2 separate regions of the Homo sapiens genome follow, and region 2 is linked to region 1. A link is an interaction called in ENCODE POLR2A ChIA-PET data of the cell type or tissue named here. Cell type or tissue: OCI-LY7. All regions are shown on one strand. Each heading gives the region's core, and the rest is flanking DNA. Links, peaks and the distances in the headings are about the cores only. Region 1 has its middle 10 kb from the start of KCNK18. Region 2 has its middle 72 kb from the start of EMX2.

Region 1 (5,378 bases), core at 132-5,131:
TTCTCTGCTGGCAAGCGGGGTCACAGAGGTAAGGTGCTTCTTCAGGACTGTGCTTCAAGACACAAGACATGTTCTCCAGCCTCCTGACTGCGCTGCCGCTGCCGCTGCCGCTACCGCTGCGTGTCCTCGTAAACTCAGTGGTTCCAGCGCCAGCCTCTGAGGTAGCAGCTCTCCTGGAGAACCAGGTCTGCACTGTTCTGGGTGTCGAGCCTGCAGGACCAGCTGAGAACCTGCTCCTTTGGGCTTTGCAGTGTTTGAAAGCACATAGTATCCCATTTTAAATCCCTTCCTGCTGAAACACCCAGAGTAGATTATTTCCTCTACTGAGGTCTGATGCATTCAATTCTTCATTTACTGTGAAGATTAAATGAGATAATGCATGTGGAGCACTAGCATATCTCCTGGCACCCAGTATGTGTTCAATAAGTGGTAGCTGTGGCTTGTGCTTGTCATGGTAATAAATTGTTTACTTGTGACCTAAGTTATTAAGATCATGTCAGGGTTTTCAGGCAAGCCGCAAACGTCTTTGATCCATATTATGACAAAACCATACCTATTCAGTTTTTTCTTAGGATACTTTTGAAACACAACCAACAAACACATAATGAGTGCAGGCCACCATGCTGGCAAAAGTAATGAATGAGCAATCATGTATTTGGACTTCGGATATGCTAGTCCTTGTGCTAAGCAAGTTAAGACAAGCTTTTGAGATGGGTGTCATCATAGCTATTTTACAGAAAGAGATACAAGCTCAGAGAGGCTAAGCAATTTGCCCAAGGCTGCACAGCTAGGTAGTGGCAGAGCCTGGTCTTGGAGGCCAGGTCTTCTTTCTTCTCATTCCACCACAACAGCCTTTTGGAGTTTTTGCATGGGTTGTTCGTTCTGGTTTTTGGTTTGGTTTTTGGATAAAAATCAAGTGTCATTTTTCAGGGCCTATGTGGCAGGCATCCCAGATTTCCATCTTATGAATGGCCCTGAGGAGCCTGTACATTGCAGCCTCATCTTCCTCTCAGATGGTGGAGACAGAAAGCCTTGAGCAGCACTGTGCTCAATCTGGTGACAGATGGTGGTCAAGGCTAGACGTTCTCCTCTGGGAAGTCTGAGGGACTGGTGAGCCCTTGGAGCAGGCCCAATGCTGGCCTTGGGCCTGGCCTGAGGGGAACCACCGCCATAGAGGAGGCACAGTTCCACGGCTTACATAGGATCAAAAAAACTTTTTATTCTTATTTTCTCGAGATGGAGTCTCACTCCGTCACTCAGGCTAGAGTGCAGTGGCGCGATCTCGGCTGACTGCAAGCTCCGCCTCCCGGGTTCACACCATTCTCCTGCCTCAGCCTCCTGAGTAGCTGGGACTACAGGCACCCGCCACCACGCCCGGCTAATTTTTGTATTTTTAGTAGAGACGGGGTTTCACTGTGTTAGCCAGGATGGTCTCGATCTCCTGATATCATGATCTGCCCACCTCAGCCTCCCAAAGTGCTGGGATTACATACGTGAACCACCACGCCTGGCCAGATCAAAGAACTTTCTAACTTCTCCCTAATAAACACAGGCAGGGTTCTGGAGCAGGGGTCCCCAACCCCCAGGCAATGGACTGGTACTGTTAGGAACAGGGCGCAGGGGGTGAGCAGCGGGTGAGCAAGCAAAGCTTTGTCTCCATCTACAGCCACTCCCCATTGCTCACATTACTGCCTGAGCTCTGCCTCCTGTCAGGTCAGAGGTGGCATTACATTCTCATAGGAGCACAAACCCTATTGTGAACTGTGCATGCAAGGGATCTAGGTTGCCTGCTCCTTATGAGAATCTAATGCCTGGTGATCTGTCACTATCTCCCATCACCCCCAGATGGGACTGTCTAGTTGCAGGAAAACAAGCTCAGGGCTCCCACTGATTCTACATTATAAGTTGTATAACTATTTCATCATATATTACAATGTAATATTAATAGAAATAAAGGGCACAATGAATGTAACATGCTTGAATCATCCCAAAACCATCCCCTCTGTGGCCCATGGGAAAATTTTCTTCCACGAAACTGGTCCCTGGTGCCAAAAACGTTGGGAGCCACTGTTTGGGAGGATAAGTCAGAGCCTGGGTCTAGGAAAGGAAACAATTGATCAACTGATTTGGTTTGGGGCCTTTCTGTTGCTTTCACTGAGGGGTATTAGAAGACTAGGGGTTTCCTGGAAAACCTTTGTTTGGGACCAACCAACTTCTTGGTACAAAATGATCTTTCAAGCTAAGTCAGATCAAGGAGGAGCTGTACAGCCATGAGTAAGTAGGATGTTGGAAGGACAGAAAGGAACAGAGTTTCTGGGTAATCTCCCCAGCGTACGCTTCTGCTGTTTACTGGCCATGTGACCTTGGGCAAGTTACTTAACCTCTCTGAGCCTCAATCTCTTCATCAGTAAAATGGAAATAATAACCTCCTTAGCAAGGTAGAAAATTACATCATACATGTAAAGTGTTTAGCTTAGAACACTCTCAAAATGTGCTAGCAATAAAATTGATGGGTTATGGTTTCAGCCAAGGACCCCACTGGACCAGTGGTTCTCATCCTTGACTGCTCATCAAGGCTACCTTAGGAAGCTTCAAAGGCTACCACAGCCAGGTGCCCACATGGACCAAATTAAATCAGTGACTGCAACGTTAGTCACTGCTGATGACTTAATGAGGCAATCATCCATCTGGATTGAGAAAGAAAGGGTGGCTTTGAAGTCAGACCTCAGTTGAAAGCCCGGTTCTAATGCACAACAAAACAGTAAACATGGGCAAGGTCCCACACCATCTGGCCTTGCCTATCTACCCAATCTCAACTAACACTGTCTCTTCTGTGTTCCAGAGCTTTCTGTTCACTCCTGCAATGCATCTACATCCCCTTTCCTTCTTGCCTCGGTGCAGTTGCACCTGCTGTTTCCTCTGCCTAGCATGCTCTTCCCTTTGCCCTCCACCCAGTGTTGCAGGAAGCTCCTCCTCATTCTTCAGATTCCAGCTGAATTGTTCTTCCTCAAAGGAGCCTTCTCTTAACTCCCTCCTTAAAACTACATCAAATCTCCCTGTGTAGAGATTGCTAGTTTCCTCTCAAATATCAGGTCTTCCCTGGTAATACAAGTTTTATCTGGGCACATGGCTTTATGCAAGTAAAAACTACATTTCCCAGCTGCGCTTGCAGCAGGAAGTAGCCATGTGACCAGAATCAGGCAAAGGAAAAAGTAATATGTGCAGTTTCTGGGTCCTGCCTTAGAAGGAAAGGTGTTTGCCCTTTACTTCCTCTTTCCCTTTTCCCACTGGCTAGACTTAGACCTGACGGTGGTAGTCAGCTTGTTGAGGGTGGCAAAACAATAGAATGAATGTGGCTTGCATGAAGCAGAGCCAGTCAGCCAGGCCTGGGCCACTTATGAGACTATTACGTGAAAAAAGAATAGCATTCTTATTTTTATTATTTCGATCAATGTTATGGCAGCTGAAAAGTTATCCTTGGTAATATGTAGCATATTTTTTTTTGCCATGATAGCATCCTATACTTCCTTATACCCAGCTCATCAAAAATTTATTACTTGCTTTCTATGTGTTAGGATATCTTACACTCTTTAAATCACGTAATTGCTTTTTATACATATTTAATTAACGTTCAACTTCTCCATTAAACTGTGAACTCCTTAAGAGTAGAGACTGTATCTGCTTTATTCACCTTTCTAGCTTTAGCACTTATCACATGTCTGAAATCAAGATGCATTTTTATAACCTGCACTGCCAGGCAGCAGCAAGGACTTTGTCGTCACTTCCCATGTGCACAAACTGAGTCACAGTTGTTCACACTTTGTCACTTCATTTGAGTTATGTCCACTGTTGATAATACATGCCAGAAAATATAAGTGACATGAGGAGAAGTTGCTAATACTCTCAGAACAAAGGAAAGAAATTTCAACTTAAAAGAGTCTGGTGTGACCAATTTATGTATTGTGTTGGGTTAACAGTTAGGATGCTAAACTTCAATTTGTCATAAATTTCTTGCTGTCTTGAAACAGACGCTGAGGAACTTCCAGTAAAATTTGATTTTGATTCAATTGAAGAAAAAAATGAAAGAATTCAGTCAAATTCTTATCAAAATTTGTGGCATGTGTCTGCAACATGGCAAAAAACCTAGAAACCACAGTAGAGCACTCTTTAAGACACACTATGGCACAGATGCTCTTCATGATGCAGAGAATGAGACTGTGTGGAAAAACATGGGCATCTGTGACTCTGATGCAGAAGCTGACTCATGGACTTGTGCTCTGGTAGCCAGGAGAAAGTAGCAAGAAGCCAGCACTCCTGCTGCAGCAACTTAAAAAAAAGACAAATAGCAAAAATCGTATTTAAAAACAATTAGAGAGTTGTGGAAACAAGGAGAAGATAAAATTTCCAGAGTGGAAACAGCCCTCCCTAGGTAAGCTGGTTGGCACCGGGCCTCTTCTTCCCTTTGGGTATTTGGTCATCTGGGAATGGCTGTAGGATTGGGATATGGCCTATGCAGAGACTTTGCTTGGGGAAAGAGAAAGCAAGAGAGCTTTCATTGGTTATTTTGGGGCTAGCACGACAAATTAGAAACTAAAGGACACCAAACATGAGGCTGACTTTCTCACATGGAAAGCTTGATATATTTTAGGGTGATGTGACAGACTGGGAAGCTGGGTTAGATAGAAAGGTAGAGTAAAATCCCATTGTGCTTAGAAGATGAAGTCTTGCTAGAGAGAAGAGTTATATCCCAAATATATGGAAAGTCTCCCCCTGAAGATGTTTGCCATATGTTGAGTCTACGTATGGCAAGAGACTAAGGGCTAAGAGATCCTCTAAAAAGAAAATATTTCATAACTGAGAAGAGAGACAGCTGCCAATCTCTCACCCAAAGTACTATTCAAGGGGATAATGCTTGAGGGACCAGAAAAATTGCAAAGATAATAGGACTTAATAAAATTGCAACCTTCCCCAGTTCAATCTATAATTGAGGTCATCAGTACTTCACCTTATCTTCCAGTAAAAGGAAGGAGGGACTTTAACTGATTAAAGATGTCATCTGGCTGGGTGTGGTGGCTCACACCTCTAATCCCAACACTTTGGGAGGCCCAGATGGGCAGATCACCTGAAGTCAGGAGTTCAACACCAGCCTGGCCAACATGGTGAAACCCCATCTCCACTAAAAATTCAAAAAAGTTAGCTGGGCATGGTGGCAGGTGCCAGTAATCCCAACTACTTGGGAGTCTGAGGCATAAGAATCACTTGAACCTAGGAGGTGGAGGTTGCAGGAAGCCGAGATTGTGCCACTGCACTCCAGCCTGGGGGATAGAGCAAGACCCTGTCTCCCAAAAAAAAAAAAAAAAAAAAAAAAAAAAGGCATC
Region 2 (5,378 bases), core at 87-5,086, 280 kb after region 1:
TTGGTCAATGTCCTCTTCTCTTATTGTTGGTTGTTTAGAGACTCAGCATTAATCATTTATGCCATAGAAGTGTCATCAGGAGTGTTGTTGGTCTAAAATGTGGCCTTGTCTTGAAAGTCCCTGCTGCTGGAGGCAGGCCCTGCTTGGTCTCAGGGTTGGCAATGGAAACTGTTGCTCAAATGTCTGCTCTACGAATGGTCACCTCCCAGGGCCTGCAGACCCGACAGAGTTAACTTCTCTACATGTCATGGTCCCTGCTGCTGCAGGACTCAGGAAGATCTCACAAAGGAAAGTCCCCAAGTCCTGGATACTACCACCAGCCTGTGGTGGGGCACCCGGTTCTCAGCTCTCCCTTGCTTTGGGGTGAGTGCCACTCTTTCCCTCCTGATTTGGAGATAATCTTTGTCTCCCTTTTCTTTGGGTACTTGGGATGATTAATTTTATATATCAACTTGACTGAGCCATGGGCTACTCTGATATTTGGTGGACATTGTTCTGGGTGTGTCTGTGGAGGTGTTTCTAGGGGACATGAACATTTGAATGGGTGGACTGAGGACAGCAGATGGCCCTCCCTAATATGGGTGGGCTTCACCCAATCAGTTGAAGGCCTGACTAGAACAAAAAGTCTGCTGCTTCTCCAAGGAAGAGAGAATCCCTCCTGCCTCACTGCCTTCGAACGGGGGCAGCAGCATTTTCCCGCTTTCAGACTAGAACTAAAACATTGGCTTTTCCTAGGCATCCTCCAGCCTGCTGGCCTTTGGAATGGAACAACACCCTTGGCTTTCCTGGGACTTCTTAGCCTCCATTATTGTGGGGCCAGTATCTAAACCTCTCTTCTATATGTTTATTTTTATTTTTTTTAAGACAGAGTCTCCCTCTGTCACCCAGGCTGGAGTTCAGTGGCGCGATCTCAGATCACTGCAACCTCCATCTCCCAGGTTCAAGCAATTTTTCTACCCAGCCTCCCGAGTAGCTAGGATTATAGGTGCCTGCCACCACACTTGGTTACTTTTTGTATTTTTAGGAGAGACAGGGTTTCGCCATGTTGGCCAAGCTGGTCTCGAACTCCTGACCGCAAGTGATCCACCTGCCTCGGCTTCCCAAAGTGCTGGGATTACAGGCATGAGCCACAGCACCAGGGCTCTTTTCTATATGTTTACATCCTTTTGGTGCTGCTTCTCTGGAGAACCCTGACTAATTGGGTGCCCTGGAGTAGTCACCTGGGGGCCCTTCTCTCAGGCTCACAGCCTTTCCACCCTTTCTCCCACGAGGTCCTGGAGCCTCCCTGCGTAAGAGGCTCCTCTGGTGTCCCAAGGCTCCCAAAGGGGCATGGATCTGATGCCCCCGTGCCTGTGGCCACTCCTCACCCTTAAATACCCAAGTGTTCTGGGAGCTCCGCTCCGCATAGATGGGAGCACACTGCCAATCCCTGCTCCCTCCTGGCTTCACTGACCAGGAGGGAGCCGCAGATCCGATGAATATAACCCATCAGAGAGTCCTGACCTGAGTCTTGGTTGGAAGCTCATGTGAGAGATGGCAATGTTACAATTAAGTAAATGGATGACCTCAATTCGGAGACAATGTTTGTCGAATTGAATCTTCAGTGGGTTAACTTTCCTCATATGAGTAAAAATGATATTTGGGATTAAATTTTCACTGCACTGAATGCATTACTGGATTTCTGCCTCTCGTCATTAGAAAGGGGACATAACCTTCACTAAGGCGGTCTGCAGGGACCAGGATGGCTGGCATAAGTGCTGAGTGCTGACTGACCACAGGGGATTAGGGCCGAACACAACTCATTTCACACTGTAAATAAGCTGATTTGTTTTTGTTTTTAAATAAGCCTTATTAAAAACTGGCTGCCACTCACGGAGGATCTGCAGCAACATTGCAGGGCAGGGCTTTGACTTTCCTGGCTTGGCAGACACAGCAAAGCCGCTTTCAAAAAACTGCTTCTGCCTGCTTCAAGTTTGGGAATAACCCAGAGGGCCTCCCTGCTGTCCAGGTCCCTGGGGAGGTCCTGGAGCCATGGCCCCAGGGAGTGGTGGAGTGTGGGCAGCTTTGGGGCCAGCACTAAGCTGCAGAGGACACTGTACACAGGTCAGGCGGGCATGGCGGGGTCTCTTGGGCTGTTCTCTCTGCAGTGCATCAGCCTTTCCTCCTTAGCTCCTCCAAATGTATTCTGGAAATGTGCGGAAGTTCTTTGGAGCCCTTCAGATCTGTAAAGTCAAAACTATTTTCATAAGAATATAATGATGTTGCCAAGTGCGGTGGCTCACATCTGTAATCCCAGCACTTTGGGAGGCCGAGGCAGGAGGATCACTTGAGATCAGGAGCTTGAGACCAGCTTGGCCAACATGATGAAACCCCATCTCTACTAAAAATACAAAAAATTAGCCGGGTGTGGTGGCACATGCCTGTAATCCCAGCTACTCGGGAGGGTGAGGCAGGAGAATAGCTTGAACCCAGGAGGTGGAGGTTGCAGCGATCTGAGATTGCTCCATTGCACTCCAGCCTGGGTGACGATGAGACTGAAACTCCGTCTCAAAAAAAAAAAAAAAAAAACATAAAGCATATGATGATGTTATTTGCCCTTTTCCCTTTCATTTTGTCACAAGTGTGCAGTGGAGGTTTTTGTGGCCTATGTGACATGGGATGATGTCATCACTCTGGTGACGGATGGAAGTTACACCTGTGTATTCTTGTTGGTTAAATATTTCTCAGTTTTTATTTAGCATATGGAAAATATCGATAGCTATAAACCACATAAACATGAGCTCTTTGGAGTTCTTAATTATGTTTTAAGAGTATAAAGAGGTATTGAGACCAATAAGTTTGAGAAACTTGTTCCAGATTTTTTCTTTCTTTCTTCAAGATAAAGTGTCATATGCATTGTGATACTTATATACTCTCTCACCACTGAACATGTGCAAAATTGTGCTATGGTTATTATTAGATTCCTATCTTTTCAAAATATGTAAATGACAGTCTTTGAATGTTATGGGTCAACTCTATTATTCCCATGAACCCTGTGATTTTCATTGTGCAATTTAAAAAAATTATTTGTGATTGTGGCAAAATACACCTATTATAAAATTTACTCTCCTAACCATTTTTAAGTGTGGAGGTCAGTGGCATTGTGTATCTTCACACTGTTGTGCAACCATGACCACCACCATCTCCAGAAATTTCTTCTTGCAAAACTGAAACTCTTTACCATTAAATGGTAACTCCTCCTTCTCCTCACCTCCAGCCCCTGGCAACCAGCATTCTATTTTCGGTCTGTGGATTTCGCTTACCTCATGTAAGTAGAAATAGACAGTATTTGTCTTCCTAGATCTTTCTTGACTCCCCCCCACCTGCAAAACTACCTAGCCTCAGGGTCCTGGGGGATGATGCAATACCAGAGCTGAGAGCTCTTGTCTTGTAAAGATGTGTCACCATGCTCTTCCTCCATGTCACTTGTGTTGTGATGGCCAGTCTTGTTGGCATTGGCATGTTGGAAAGATCATAGACCTTGGACAGGGCCAGTTTTAAAACCTGGGTCCTCTGCTTTTGAAGCTATGTGACCTTTGCATAGGACTTAAACGCTTTGAGCCTTAGTTTCTTCATGTCTACAATTAGGATACAGATCCCCTCATTGGGGTGGTTGTGAGGATTAAAAAAAATGTGTGGAGGAGAAGGCAGGGGCCTTCCATGCATGGTCCATGGTTGCCAAAACCCTGCAGTGAGGGAGAGGAGGCCATAGGTGGGTGAGGAGATGGCAGGAGCTCAATTTGCCAAGTGTAAAGTGGAAGGTGAGGAGTCACATCACGGAGGGACTCACGGCTACTTGGAGAGACTGGACTTTTTTCTGAGGGCAATGGGGAGCCACTGAAGGTTTTAGGCAGAAAGAAGACCGCCAGATTTGCATCTCAGGAAGGTCATTCTGTCAGTGTGTGGAGGACGCATTGGTGGGGGACATAGTGGGAGATCAGTGGGGACGCTGCTGCAGTGGCCTCGGTGAAAGATGGCTCAACACAGCAAAACACCAGAGATAGCCCTCGAAATGCCTTTATTCTTTCCTCAATGTTTCTGTTTCCTGCTTCACCTTTCCTCTCTCTTCGAATCTACAGTCTCTAGAAACTTCTTTATTATCCCAAGCAACCCCACTTTTGCTCTCAGCTGTCACCTCTTCTCAATGTCAGAGAAATGGTTGGCTGGATATAAACCATCTCTTGCTCCTCACGGGCGGCTCCCTGAGGGTGTCTCCCCAAGCTCACACCCTCTGCTCCAAGAACTTATCAATTCCCCAAAGCAGTCAGCTATTGTGAGGAGGTCTCTGAGAAGAGACGGGGAGCTGATACATTCATTCCACATTTGCTCCTGGTTTTTCCTGTTATCAGTAATGCTCCCCGCATTTTGGCAGATGGATCATCACCTCGAGAGAGGATCATTAGAGCACAATGAAGAGAACAAGAGCTAAATGTTTGGCTTTGAGTATTGAAAGCCAAGATCCAAGTATGGAATAAAAGATCTGGAAAACTCTGATTGCCACAAGCCCGTTCCCCCTGCTCTTGGAGAGGAGATCAAGTATGCCTCAGCAAGGGGTAGGTGGAGGGCAGGGCATGGGAACACAAGGCTGTAGCTATCTGAGGGCTCCTCCTCTGTGGGCTGAGCCCCTGTGTATTTTTTTTTTTTTTTTTTGAGCAGGGAGAGGTGATGCAGGGGGATTCAATGGGGCCTTGAGATAGGTTTGGGGAGCTGAGGGGCAGAACCACAGAATGAGCCTCTGTTCAGCGTGATGTGAAGTGGAAGAAATATTTGCATAGTTAATGATAACAGGACCAGATGCCGCTCATTCTGACCCCCTTGAAGACGAATGGAACAGAGAACAATTTCATGTACTATTTGGGATGTTTCTCTTGCAAGTAACAGAAAATACCCCTCCTGTTGACTTAAATGAGAGAGTTTATTGGCTCATGTAAATGAAAAATGCAGGGATAGGGCGGTCTTCAGGTGCAGTTTGATTGAGATGTTTCACAACAGCATCAGTGCGTGGCTCCATTTCTCTCCCATTCTCCTGGTTTTGCACTTTTCCCCATGTAGGCTTTGTCTTCAGCTCATGGTAGCCAGATGCCACACGTTTCCTTGCTTGTATCTTGGGGGAAACAGAAGAGAAAAAGATTGCATTTCTCTCCGTCTAATTATTGGACAAAAGTCCTGAATTTTGCTCTAATTGGACTAACCTGGGTCATAGGACTTGAGCCAATGTATGGCCTACCATGAATGAAGGGGAGAGGTTGAGGGGGGTGAGTTCCTGGAGGTGGGCAGGGGCCACATCTGGGGCGGGGACTGGATAGCCAAAGTAGGGTCTGGACTCTATTCTAATGGCT

What was found. Peaks named below come from ENCODE experiments on the same cell type or tissue, not always from the same donor. Only the 100,000 strongest peaks of a DNase experiment are listed, where the experiment ranks them.
Region 2: POLR2A ChIA-PET joins it to region 1 with 5 read pairs; 2 of 35 experiments call an interaction of 5 or more read pairs at or near these places.

What each region holds. Positions count from the first base shown.
Region 1 is chr10:117,184,346-117,189,723 of GRCh38, forward strand. No RefSeq gene overlaps it. Among named protein-coding and RNA genes, the nearest start is that of KCNK18, 10 kb to the right of the region's middle. In OCI-LY7, for the core only: no CTCF peak of the experiment used is centred there; a DNase peak (open chromatin) is centred at 3,176; H3K4me3 peaks cover 272 bases.
Region 2 is chr10:117,468,280-117,473,657 of GRCh38, forward strand. No RefSeq gene overlaps it. Among named protein-coding and RNA genes, the nearest start is that of EMX2, 72 kb to the right of the region's middle. In OCI-LY7, for the core only: no CTCF peak of the experiment used is centred there; no DNase peak of the experiment used is centred there.